Linked DNA regions of Homo sapiens: region 1 is linked to region 2. The links are chromatin contacts, found by Hi-C or POLR2A ChIA-PET in ENCODE. All regions are on one chromosome and are shown on one strand. Each heading gives the region's core, a stretch centred on a gene start or an enhancer-like site at or near the end of the contact. The rest is flanking DNA. Distances are from core to core; before and after follow the strand shown.

Evidence for each region. A loop is a pair of places that touch in the nucleus more often than their neighbours do. ChIA-PET counts read pairs that join two places held with the same protein, here RNA polymerase II (POLR2A). Pooled maps may share reads with other maps.
Region 1: a loop to region 2 is called in a map of ascending aorta, with 6 times the contacts of the local background. The contact joins the promoter of FAM221A here to the promoter of SP4 in region 2. A Hi-C loop is called at or near these places in 1 of 168 maps with a recorded cell type or tissue (ascending aorta), 1 of 37 single-sample maps with no recorded cell type and 10 of 50 pooled maps. POLR2A ChIA-PET finds 5 or more read pairs at or near these places in 1 of 52 experiments (activated T-cell).

The regions. Positions count from the first base shown.
Region 1 is chr7:23,677,299-23,683,380 of GRCh38, forward strand. FAM221A (family with sequence similarity 221 member A) reads left to right here and starts at 2,901. Exons shown (of 7, transcript NM_199136.5): 1 at 2,901-2,985. The coding sequence starts at 2,921. RefSeq lists a silencer at 2,835-3,124 and an enhancer at 3,455-3,704.
Region 2 is chr7:21,424,298-21,430,815 of GRCh38, forward strand. SP4 (Sp4 transcription factor) reads left to right here and starts at 3,786. Exons shown (of 6, transcript NM_003112.5): 1 at 3,786-3,961; 2 at 4,380-4,495; 3 at 4,992-6,518. The coding sequence starts at 3,955. RefSeq lists silencers at 2,720-3,109, 3,490-4,079.

The DNA of each region.
Region 1 (6,082 bases), core at 1,651-4,150, 2.3 Mb after region 2:
TATCAACTGTCAAACCATTAAGACAATAAGAATCAGGCTGATCAGGATTAAGAATGACTGAGAGAAGATTGCAGAGACTTAGACTTTAAGCTGGGTGCAGTAGCTGGTTGAGATTTTGGGACTGCCTTACTTAGAGGTCTGATGAATGCCTTTAGTGTGCAATGCCTGCATGGGAAGAAGGGCATGCATGGATATTAATCAGTTTAAGGATAAGCTGTCACCAACCATGTTTCTTGGTGAACTAAACACATTTTTAACCCAACACACATTTCTTTTTTTCTTTTTTTTGAGATGGAGTTTCACTCTTATCACCCAGGCTGGAGTGCAATGGCGCCATCTCAGCTCACTGGAACCTCTGCCTCCTGGGTTCAAGCAATTCTCCTGCCTCAGCCACCCCAGTAGCGGGAATTACAGGCATGAGCCACCACACCTGGCTAATTTTTGTATTTTTAGTGGAGATGGTGTTTCACCATGTTGGCCAGGCTGGTCATGTACTCCTGACCTCAGGTGACCCACCTGCCTTGGCCTCCCAAAGTGCTGGGATTACAGACATGAGCCACCGTGCCCTGCCCCAACACACATTTCTAACCCTCTCCTTGACAATTGCCATCATAGAGCCTGGAAAACTAAGTACTGGATTGGCTTTCCCAGTTTTCTCTATACCAAGGTGTGGCCATGTGAGACATAAATGAAAATTTTTTTGCAGAGGCCTCTAGGAAAACTCTTTGATAAAAGAAACAAATGATGTTGGTGGCCCTCCTTTTTCCTTTCTTGAATTTGGGTATGATTTCTGGAGTTGTAACAGCTCTTGCAACCATGAGGAAAATGCTCTAAACCAATGTGAGCAACTACCTACCCCCACTCTTCTTTAAAGCAATAAAAAATAAAATTTATGTTTAATTAAGCCACTGTTAGTTGAATTATTCTGTTATTTTCAGAAGAAAGCATTCTTAACCTATACATCACAGCAAAATGCTGGCAAATCCTATCTCATAAACTTTCATGAGGATTGAATAAATAAAATGCCTAACACTTGCCTAGGCAATTTACATGTTCCTCTGTCCACCCTACTTCCTAGATCAATTTAGCTACACATTGGGAGGAAGTTATAGTTTGATTATACCTTTTTATTAAAGCAGAGGTGAGTACCATATACAGTATTTTAATTTGCAAATCTGTCAGCTTTATGTAAGGTCAGGATAACATTTTCTAGTTTGTTCCATACTCTTATTCGTCACGCTCAATATTTTTGTTGACTTCTTTGGCCAGAAGAGTTTACTGCTCCAGCATCTTCCTGGAAGAGTCCACAATTGGGCTAAATCTATTTTAACCATTTCCCTCTAGATTTTTAAATTGTACTTGCCTACACAGACATTCCCCTGCCACTTTTCTGTAAGCCTGCAGAGCCTGGCATTTTCTTCTATTTTTCTTTGTTAGTTCAGTTGCTGCCTAAAAGCAAGACTAGGCTCTCATAGAGGTAGAATGGGGCTGGGCGTGGTGGCTCACGCCTGTAATCCCAGCACTTTGGGAGGCTGAGGCGGGCAAATCACGAGGTCAGGAGATCAAGACCAGCCTGGCCAACATGGTGAAACCCTGTCTCTACTAAAAATACACACACACACACACACACAAAAGCCAGGCGTGGTGGCTAGTGCCTGTAATCCCAGCTACTCAGGAGGCTGAGGCAGGAGAATTGCTTGAACCTAGGAGGCAGAGATTGCAGTGAGTCGAGATCCCGCCACTGCACTCCAGCCTTGGAGACGGAGCAAGACCCCATCTGGGAGGTGTCGGGTGGAAGAGGTAAAATGGACAGCAGCAAACCACACGTGTGATAGGAGAGAATACTGAGCTGAGATCAGTTTCCTAAAATATGAATCCGATTTCAGGATCACTCATTTATCTGACTGTCAAGAACGCCTCTGAACAGGAGGAAGACTTTGGGGAGAGGGTGGGGTTTGTTGAAAGGGTACCGAGAAGGGAGGTGGGTGGTACCCAAACAATTTGTTTACATAATGTTTTATGGACCTGAAATATGTAGAACAGTACTTTGAAACTAAAGTACTGTACTGAAGTTTAATTATTTTTCTTATTGTTTGCATATTCTCCCTCCCAGATACTTTACAGAGGGCGCTAAAGCTGATCCCCTGGGAGCTTCAGAGTTTAATGACTTCGCCTGAAGATTTCCTATTCTTTTCCACAACGTGCTAAGTCAAATTATGGCCAAATTACCAATCGCATGGTAATTCAGCTTCTAAATATATTTTGCAGAGTGTTTCCAAAAGTTAAAAAACAACAACAAAACTTCACCTAAATTGTTTTTACTTGCTTCACCTTAAATCAGTTATTCGGTTCCTTTGAAGAACATGTAGCTTTAGCAACCCCCAAAGTGAACCCAGATACCCAGGACTACTGATTGTTACATCAGAGTTTTTGAAAACGCCAATACTGGAAACAGGCCGACAGTTAAGGAGAGGCAGGCCTCAAACTAAAGCAGAACCTTCTCAAAACTACTTATATTTCAAGAGATGGATTAAGCGAAAAGAGCTGTACAAAGAAATAAGCCATTTTCTATGCGCCTGTTATATGCAAGGCACTGCACTCCCTTGTCACTTGTTAATTTACAAGAAGACTCGCCGGTCCAGGGAAGGGAGAGGGGAATAGGTGCAAGGTTTGTGGAGGGCGGCAAACTGCACTCCATGTGGCGCGAGGCTGCGCTTGCGGAGATCCGGGTTCTGGTGCCTGGCGCCGGCAGCCAGTAGGGGCGCGCGTCCTGCGCAGTTGCCGCGCGCGGCCTCCTCGGGCTTCAGGCCGGGCCAATCAGGAGGCGGGCGGGAGGGGGCGCGGTACCGGGAGGGAACGGGGCGGGTCGGGCTTCGAGGTCAGCTGGTCCGCAGGGAAGCCTTTGGCTTCCCCACCGGCAATGGAGCGGTTGACGTTGCCTCTCGGCGGCGCGGCGGCGGTGGACGAGTACCTGGAGTACCGGAGGTGAGGCTGTGGCTCCGGGCCTGCCCCCCCGCCGCTCCGAGGGGCCAGGATCCCTGGGCTGGGGGCGCGAGCAGGGGCCCGGCGGGCGTCCGCGGGGGTTCCCGGAATCTGTGCCTGGGCTGTTGGGGGAGGCCTAGATGAATTCCAGTTTAGTCTTTGCCTAATTAAATATTGTAGGGCCACGCGGTTCTATGCAGTGATGAGTCTTCCAATAACATTTAAGAGGCCCCTCTGCTCCCTTCCAAGAAGGATGACTAACTCTAGATTGATACAGAGGTCCAGCTGTTTTTTAAATGGCCATTGAAAACAGGCACATCGAGTACTCGGGGCTATAGAAGTTAGCATACATCAAATTAACCCAGTAATTGAGTCAACCGTGAACTTCTGAACGCGCTCCCCACCCCGAGGTGCTGGTTTTAGGAGAAAGGCACCGACTGGTGTTTGGTATTCTGGAGAAACCCCTTCCGAAACTGGAAACGGAGTCGCTCCTTTGGCCTGAGGACGCGGTTCATTGTCCTGGATCCTGACCGAGGCTGGTGCACCTGCAGCGACGCGCTCTTTTTCCGCTTCCTGGGGTTTTTGATCGTCCGGAATCTGGGCGGATGGGAAGTCCTGGAGAGGACCGCCTGAGGACGCGGAGTTGGGGCGGGAGGATGTGTGTGTACAAGCGGAGGGGAGACGCTCCAGGCTCCGCCAGGGAGGCCGGAGCGAGCGACAGGGGCTCCTCTGCGGCATCGTGGGTGGCCCAGATGACCCAGAGGTGTGCGCGCAGACGGCCCCCCAGCTGACTGTTCTCCCCTGCTCTGACTGCCCTGTTTGTGTAGTTTTGGGTAACCCTTAGAACTGCCTGGATATTCTGAGCCAGAAGAATAAGGGCTAGGAGCTTGATGGGGTCAGTTCCCACGCCCGGTTCAGGGTCAGAACAACCACCATCCCGTCCTCTCCCAGAGCAGAGCCGGCTCCTTTAGCCTCCAGTTCTCCAGAGCTTTTGCCTGGGAGCAAGTTGCTGGAGCTGGTGTTGACTGATAACTTGGATATTTAGATATGTGAATTGTGGGCCTCCAGTTGACTCTTGCCTAGCTCCGAACATGTTAGGGCAGACCTATGTATGTAGTTATTTATTTTATTGAGAAATTATTTAGTTATTTATTTTATTGAGACGGGGTCTGACTCTTTCCCAGGCTGGAGTGCAGTGGCGCGATCTCGGCTCACCGCAATCTCCGCTTCCTGGGTTCAAGTGATTCTCCTGCCTCAGCCTCCCGAGTAGCTGGGACTACAGGCGGCCAGCTAATTTTTGTATTTTCTGTAGAGACGGGATTTCACCACGTTGCCCAGGCTGGTCTTGAACTCCTGGACTCAAGCTATCCACCTGCCTCGGCCTCCTAAAGTGTTGGGATTACAGGCCTGGGCCACCGCGCCCGGCTGGGAAATTATTTTTGCAATCGTAAATAACTTGCAACACTTCCCTCTGAAAGAGATTATCAGGTCCTTTACTGACGTCAGAATTTTAGAAAAGTGGGGAAAACAGGACTTGAGTACCTAGATATGAAAAGGTGGGCTGGGAAGGTGGGGTGGGAAGATGAGTCAAAATATGAGTTTAGAAGGAAACAAACTTTCCTTCCGAAGAGTTTTCCTGGATTTGCTCTTGCCTAGGTACTTCGGTGGGAGTCGGTTGGGAGGGGAAGCATGCAGCCTTGTTACTCACACTGTGGGAGGCCCTGACCAGTGTCCTGGCATCACCTGTTAGCTTGTTAGAAAAGCAGAATCTCAGGCCCACTGCAGACCTATTATTATTATTATTATTTAGAGTCTCGCTCTGTCACCCAGGCTGGAGTGCAGTGGCACTATAATGGCTGACTGCAACCTTGACCTCCTGAGCTGAAGCGACTCTCTCTTCTCAGCCTCCTAACTAGCTAGGACTACAGGCATGCATCTCCGCACCCAGCTAATTTTAAAATTTTTTGTAGAGATGGGATCTCACTAGGATGCCCAGGCTCATCTTGAGATCCTGGCCTCAAGCAATCCTCCCACCTCAGCCTCCCAAAGTGCTGGTATTACAGGTGTGAGCCACCACATCTGGCTTTATCATGTGTGTGTGTGTGTGTGTGTGTGTGTATGTATATATATATTTATTATTATTATTATTATTATTATTATTTTTTTTTTTAGATAGAGTCTTGCTCTGCTGCCCAGGCTGGAGTGCAGTGGCGCTATCTCAGCTCACTGTAACCTCTGCCTCCGTGGAAGTGATTCTCAGTGCCTCAGTTTCCAGAGTAGTTGGGATTATAGGTGCCCACCAAAATACTAATTTTTGTATTATTGGTAGAGACAGGGTTTTGCTATATTGGCCAGGCTGGGCTCGAACTCCTGACCTCAAGTGATCCTCCTGCTTCCGCCTCCCAAAGTCCTGGGATTACAGGCATGAGCCACTGTGCTGTGAGTCTTAATCTGCATTTGAGCAAGATCCCCTGGGGATTCTGTAAGTACAATAAAATTTGAGTTGCACTGGTCTAGAACTTAAATACCAATGACATCTTACTTTTAAAAGATCTTTTAAAGATCCGTATTTATCTTAAGATCTTAATACCTGTTGGTATTCTTGATAGCTACAAGAAAATGAAATGGCCCAAAATTTATCTCAGAATTAAATGCCCTTTGTTTCTTTACTATTATGTATCTAGATTGTTTATGTAAAGAAGGCGGTTTTGATTATTTCATAGCTTATAAATTGGTTTTTCTTTTTTTCTAATGGCAAGTACATAGAGCAATGGTTTTTATTTTCTACCGCAGCTAAAGGCTTCAAAGTATGGAAAAAAGCATGTATTGCACAAAAAAGTATGTAGCATTCCACAAACATCACTTTTTGTGACTTTTCAAGGGGAGTATTTTCAGGGAGAAATGTCTTCAGTTTTGGAAAAACTTCTTTTAGTCGTGCTTTCTTTTCCTCCAGGGAGGCCAACTCTTAATTTCTTTTCATAGAAATAGTGGGGGCTTTATGTTTTCCCATAATATTTTGGGTTCTTACTTCTGAAATTAACCCATGATAAACTTGATTACCTAACACACAGATGTGGTTGGAGCTTGTGCTGAGCCAAGT
Region 2 (6,518 bases), core at 2,536-5,035:
GGGCTCCCAAAGTGCCGGGATTACAGGCATAAGCCACCGCGCCTGGCCCAGGGTCATAAATTTTTAAAAAGTACACACTGGGCCAGCCATGATGTAAAATATATTTATTTCTGTGGGTCATAATTTTTTTAAAAGTTTGAAAGCCACTGTTTTCTAGGCAATAATGAGCATAGGAAGGAATGTTTTTAGACTGCTTCCTCAGGGAAAAGACCACCCTCGCAGGCCTGAGGCCGAGTATTTTGTTGAATTTATATTTACAATGTTGAAGAAAAAAATAATTCAGGATACTTGTTAAAGACAGCAATAAAGACTTTAGTCAAGGAGAGACTATCCAATGGGGTCTTGCAGTGGGAGAGAGAGATTGGGCTCAACTATGAATACAAAGACAACTAGAGATCTGAAGCCAAGGAGCAGGATGGAGTCAGTGGATGGAAAATTACTAAGGGGAAATTTCCAGAATAAAGGAGGATTCTGGCTAAACCAATTTAATGGGGTTATTGCTGAAGGCAGGCCAGGGTGCTAAGATATCGAGAACAGGGGATAAGGAATTTGATGAGATACCAAGTATGGTCAAATATTAAGGGTGAGGCGTTTTTACCCAACCAACCCAGCAGGATTCTTGCTAAAACTGGACTAAATGAACAAAGCCACTAAACTAAGGACAGAGTTCCAGGTCAGGACCTAGTCAGAAAGAGGACTTAGAATAACCAGATTAAAGTTTGGTCAAAGGAGAGAGTCTTTGTCAATATTACCTCCCTAGCAAAACTCGCTTTCCACCGGGTATCACACTGAGGACTTTTGGTTGTTATCTTCAAATAGAAGAGAGCAGAGGAAGGAAAAGCAAGCTCTTTCCTGATTCTTCTAAGGTCACCAATCTCATTCATGAGGACTCCAAATTTAATCCTAATTATCTCCCAGAGACCCTACCTTCTAATTTCTAATACCATCACACTAAGGGGTAGAATTTTTCCTTCCTTCCTTCCTCCCTCCCTTTCCCCTCTCTCCCTTTTTTTTTCTTTCTTTTTTTTTTTTTTTTTTTTGACACAGTCCCACTCTGTTGCCCAGGTTGGAGTGCACTGGTGCCATCTTGGCCCAATGCAACCTCCGCCTTCTGGGCTCAAGTGATCCTCCCGCCTCAGCCTCACAAGAAGCTGGGACTACAGGACAGCGCCACCACGTCGGCTAATTTTTGTAGAGCCTGGGTTTCACCATGTTGCCTAAACTGGTCTGGAACTGCTGGGCTCAAGTGATCCGCCCGCCTTGGCCTCCCAAAGAGCTGGGATAACAGGAGTGAGCCGCGCCCCGTGTAGAATTTCAACACATGAATGGGGAAGGGGGCAGAGAACACAAACATTCAGTCCATAACAGCCAGGGACTAGAAGACTTTGGTCCACCATAAAAAGCAGGACTTATGTTTCATGGATACCAGTATTCCCACTTATCTATAGGGTGGAGAATATTTAGGACTTTGCAGATTCATACTGATGGTAAGCATTATTATTATTATTATATATTTTTTGAGACGGAGTCTTGCACTGTCGCCCGGGGTTGGAGTGCAATGGCGTGATCTCAGCTCACTGCAACCTCCACCTCCCGGGTTCACGCGATTCTCCTGCCTCAGCCTCGCGAGTAGCTGGGATTACAGGCGCACACCACCACACCTGGCTAATTTTTTGTATTTTTAGTAGAGACAAGGTTTCACTATGTTGGCCAGACTGGTCGCAAACTCCTGACCCCCTGATCCACCCGCCTCGGCCTCCCGAAGCATTATTTTTAATCTATGGTTCAGAGTCAGTGACATTGCCTCTCTGAAGCAGGTTTTCCAAACGAAAACGACAATGAAAGCCCCAATTCATAAGACTGCAAAATGTCTTCATTTATCTTGGTGAACTGGGAGGAGGAGGGGACCTGAGGATAGAGACAGTATATACGTAAATGTAAGAAGCACTTTTGAGCTTTCTATATTGTACACGATGGGGAAAAAGCACGTTGTTCAGGGATCTCTGGCTCATTGTATAAGATGGGGTAGACAATACCATGTAATTCTTTATTCGAATTGCTTTGTCTTGCTGCATGGCTTTGTCATCAGCTGATTTTGCAATTACCTTAACAAGCAAAGGAAATGCCAGTCAAGTTCAGCATCTGGGACCTCCTCACCATTGCAACATGTCAGGCCTCAGGCAGGAGACAAAAATGCCCAAGGCTGAGTGTGAAGCCCAGGTAAGAAGTGAGACAATGGCTTTGAGCCTGGGGTGTAAGCATGCCTTGTTCCCAAGGCCAGTATTTACATGTGGGGTCACTTCCACCTTTGGTACAGTTAATCAGGCGCTGATTACGTTCCATGGCATCATCCTGACTTCAGGACTTTGTAGGAAAGCTGAGGCAGGACACTGCTCAAGTGCATTTGACAGTAAGATGCTTTGTGCAGCCAGATGTTAATTCCACTTGCCCTTACGCTTGCTTACGCTACACCGTAAGCGGGGCTGACCCTTATGGAGCTGGGCTTTTCTTCGCCCGGAGACTCTTGTCAGATAAGGCTTAGAACTCCGCCAACCACTTAGGCTTTTAGGCAAAACGCGATGCAACCCTTCTTAGAAGGCGGGTCACTGCTCTGCACCAGCTGCCAGCCAGAGAGACAACAAATAAAAATGGAAGATCCTTCTCCGTGAGAAAACAGGCCTCGGACTCAAAGCAGGGGGCCTGAGGGGAAGGTGAGCAAAGAAAGGCAAGGCGAGGGCGCTGCTTCAAGAAGCCGGGTTCATTCAAACCCCGAGGACAGCAAACCCCGCCTCCCCACGCCGCCGCCCGCTCAATCGCCGAGCGCTCCGGGTGTGAGCTCGCCCCGCGGGGAGCGGCTTGGAGCCGAGGAGGCGGCGGCAGAGGTGGTTTGGGCAGCCCCGCGCGGCGGATAGGCCCAGGCAAACAACACCCATTCCCCCTCCTCCTCGCTCAGTTCAACTCCCACTCGGCCCCGGCCACGCCCTGCCGCCACCGCCCCCTCGGGCAGCTTTCCGCTCGGCAGCCAGGCCTCGGTCGGGGGCGGGAGAGAGGCGGTGCCTCGAAGAAGGCACCGCGACCGCCGGAAACTACGAGTACCGACAGCCTTCGCGGTAGTGCCCCACCCCCTTTCTCCCACCACTCAGCGCGCGTCACCCTGGGCTCAGCCAATGGAGACAGAGCCAGGGAAAAAGGGCGCCCGGGTCCGGATGCGCCTCAGGAAAGCCATGCTCCCTGCGCGGGGGCAGCGGGCAGTTCACCCAGCGCGCCGACCTGTTGGTGGTCCGCGCGCGCCCACGTCCGCCGCTCTCGCTTGCCTGGATCAAGGGCCCTACTTTTTTCTTTAGTGGCAATTGGAGGGATTGCTGGAGGGGGTTTTTGAGTGGAGGGCGCTGGGAAATGAGTAGGGGGCGGGATATCCTGAGACAACAAGTTTGGCTGTATGGAGGGCCTACCGGCAGCGCTCCTGAGCTAGAACGCCGAGAGAAAGAGCGCCAGAGGAGCCAGGGAGGAGGAGAAGAGCTGCTAAAGGAATAACCCCGAGAAAGGGGGTGGAGAGGAGGCGGCCCCAGCGCCCCGGCCCCCGGCAGGTCGGCGGCCAATCCGCTGGGGGAAGGGGTGGAGAGTCGGAGGCTCCGGCGGAGAGAGGCCGAGGGGGGTGGGGAGTCGGCCAGGCTCGCACCGCCCTGGCCCCGCCCCCGACCCGCGCCGCCGCCCGCGCCGCGCGCCGCCGCTGTCAATCAAGGGCGAGTCAGCCGGGCTCGGGCGGAGAGAGGAGCTGCTACGCCACAGCCCAGCGGCGGCCATTCGCGGAAAAAGAGGCAGAGCCTGTGCCAGCTACAGCCTCCTCCGAGCCACCGCGGGCGGGCGGGACCGGCCTCTCCTCCCGCCTCGCCCCCACCCCCACCCACCTCTATCCCAGTGTCTCCGTCTGAGGGTTTGTCCTGTTAATGCGGGATGAGCGGTACGTATTCTCCACCCCCCTCAGTCTCCTTCGCCGCCTCCCTCTCTCCCTCCCTCCCCAGACCCTGCTCGGTTCTCCCCCCTCCCCCGGGGCCGCTGAGATGCTTTAAGGGGAGGAGGAGAGGGCGGGAGGGAATCGGGGAGGGAAGGAGGGTTGTGTTTTGTCTTAATGTCTGAGAGAGAACAACCTCCTTCTGGGTGTTGCTCTGGAGCCGATGGGTCGGGTTTCAAACCACGTTTTGTGATATCCCCCTCCTCCCTTCCCTCCTTCTCCCCCACCCCCTGCCGGTGTGCGTGGATCGCGGGTTTATGGAGATTAATGTTCGGGGGGAGGGGGGAGAAGAGGAGAGGAAGAAGACGAATAATAATAATCCTAATAACCTGTTGTCGTGTGTGTGTGGTGGGGGGGTTTGTTGCAGATCAGAAGAAGGAGGAGGAGGAGGAGGCGGCAGCGGCAGCGGCGATGGCTACAGAAGGAGGGAAAACCTCTGAGCCAGAGAATAACAATAAAAAACCCAAAACCTCAGGCTCCCAGGTAAAAGCAAACAAATTAAAAAAATTCATCACGACACATTAGGAGAGAGAGGGAGTTATGCCCTTTGAATGTCCAGAAGTAACAGAATAAAATGTTTATCCACTCAAAGCATCTTTCTGAGAGTGTGGAACTTAAATTGTAAATTCATCAAGTTTTCACCTCTTTGAGGGTATAACGCTGTTTAAAATTACATCAGGAATTCAGACTATAAGAAAACGGTGTGTGTGTTCCCAAGGGCATTTTGAGTTTAGGAACATAACACTTTACAAAGTTGTAAAGAAATTTCCTTTTATTTAAACTTGATATTATAGGACTTGCTTCCTTATTCATATAGTTCTTATCTACTTTTGTTCGTATTTCTTTTTGATTTCTGCTGCTTCCTAAATTGTTATGTAGAGCTGTCAAAATAAGTAACCCCCTGGCAACTACTGGCCTCCACTAAATCCGCCCACTTTTTTTCCCCCCCCCCTCTCCTTTACCGTCCCATTTTGGGTAGGACTCTCAGCCCTCTCCTCTGGCTTTACTGGCAGCTACTTGCAGCAAAATAGGGACTCCTGGTGAAAATCAAGCAACTGGACAACAACAAATTATTATAGATCCAAGTCAAGGATTGGTGCAACTTCAAAATCAACCACAACAGCTAGAACTGGTAACAACGCAACTTGCTGGAAACGCTTGGCAACTTGTTGCCTCCACTCCTCCTGCTTCAAAAGAGAATAACGTTTCTCAACCAGCCTCTAGTTCGTCTAGTTCTTCCAGCAGTAATAACGGGAGTGCATCTCCTACAAAAACTAAATCAGGTAATTCTTCCACCCCTGGTCAATTTCAAGTCATACAAGTACAAAATCCAAGTGGTAGTGTACAGTACCAAGTAATTCCACAACTTCAGACAGTGGAAGGTCAACAAATTCAAATCAATCCAACTAGTAGTTCATCTCTACAGGATTTGCAGGGTCAAATTCAGCTCATTTCTGCAGGTAATAATCAAGCTATACTCACAGCTGCTAACAGGACAGCTTCTGGGAATATTCTTGCTCAAAACCTGGCAAATCAGACAGTTCCGGTCCAAATTAGACCTGGTGTTTCAATACCACTGCAGTTACAGACTCTTCCTGGTACTCAGGCTCAAGTTGTAACAACCCTACCAATTAACATTGGAGGAGTGACTCTAGCTTTGCCAGTGATAAACAACGTGGCTGCCGGAGGAGGGACTGGGCAGGTTGGCCAGCCTGCTGCTACTGCTGATAGTGGGACTTCCAATGGGAATCAATTAGTTTCCACACCCACCAACACCACTACTTCTGCCAGTACTATGCCAGAATCTCCCTCCTCCTCCACTACCTGCACAACCACTGCTTCAACGTCTTTGACAAGCAGTGACACATTAGTGAGCTCAGCAGATACTGGCCAGTATGCAAGCACATCAGCCAGTAGTTCTGAACGCACCATTGAAGAATCTCAAACACCTGCTGCTACTGAGTCTGAAGCCCAGAGCTCCAGTCAGCTTCAGCCTAATGGAATGCAGAATGCACAGGATCAATCAAATTCTCTTCAGCAGGTGCAAATTGTAGGCCAACCTATCTTACAGCAGATCCAGATCCAACAGCCTCAGCAACAGATCATTCAGGCTATTCCACCACAGTCGTTTCAACTCCAGTCAGGGCAGACGATTCAGACCATCCAGCAGCAGCCTTTACAGAATGTTCAACTTCAAGCAGTAAATCCGACTCAGGTGCTTATCAGGGCTCCAACTTTAACACCTTCAGGGCAAATCAGTTGGCAAACTGTACAGGTTCAGAATATTCAGAGTCTTTCAAATTTGCAAGTTCAGAATGCTGGGTTATCCCAACAATTAACCATCACCCCAGTGTCTTCAAGTGGTGGCACAACTCTTGCTCAGATTGCTCCTGTGGCTGTTGCTGGTGCCCCAATAACTTTGAATACTGCCCAGCTTGCATCAGTGCCTAACCTTCAGACAGTGAGCGTTGCCAACCTGGGTGCTGCAGGTGTTCAAGTGCAGGGA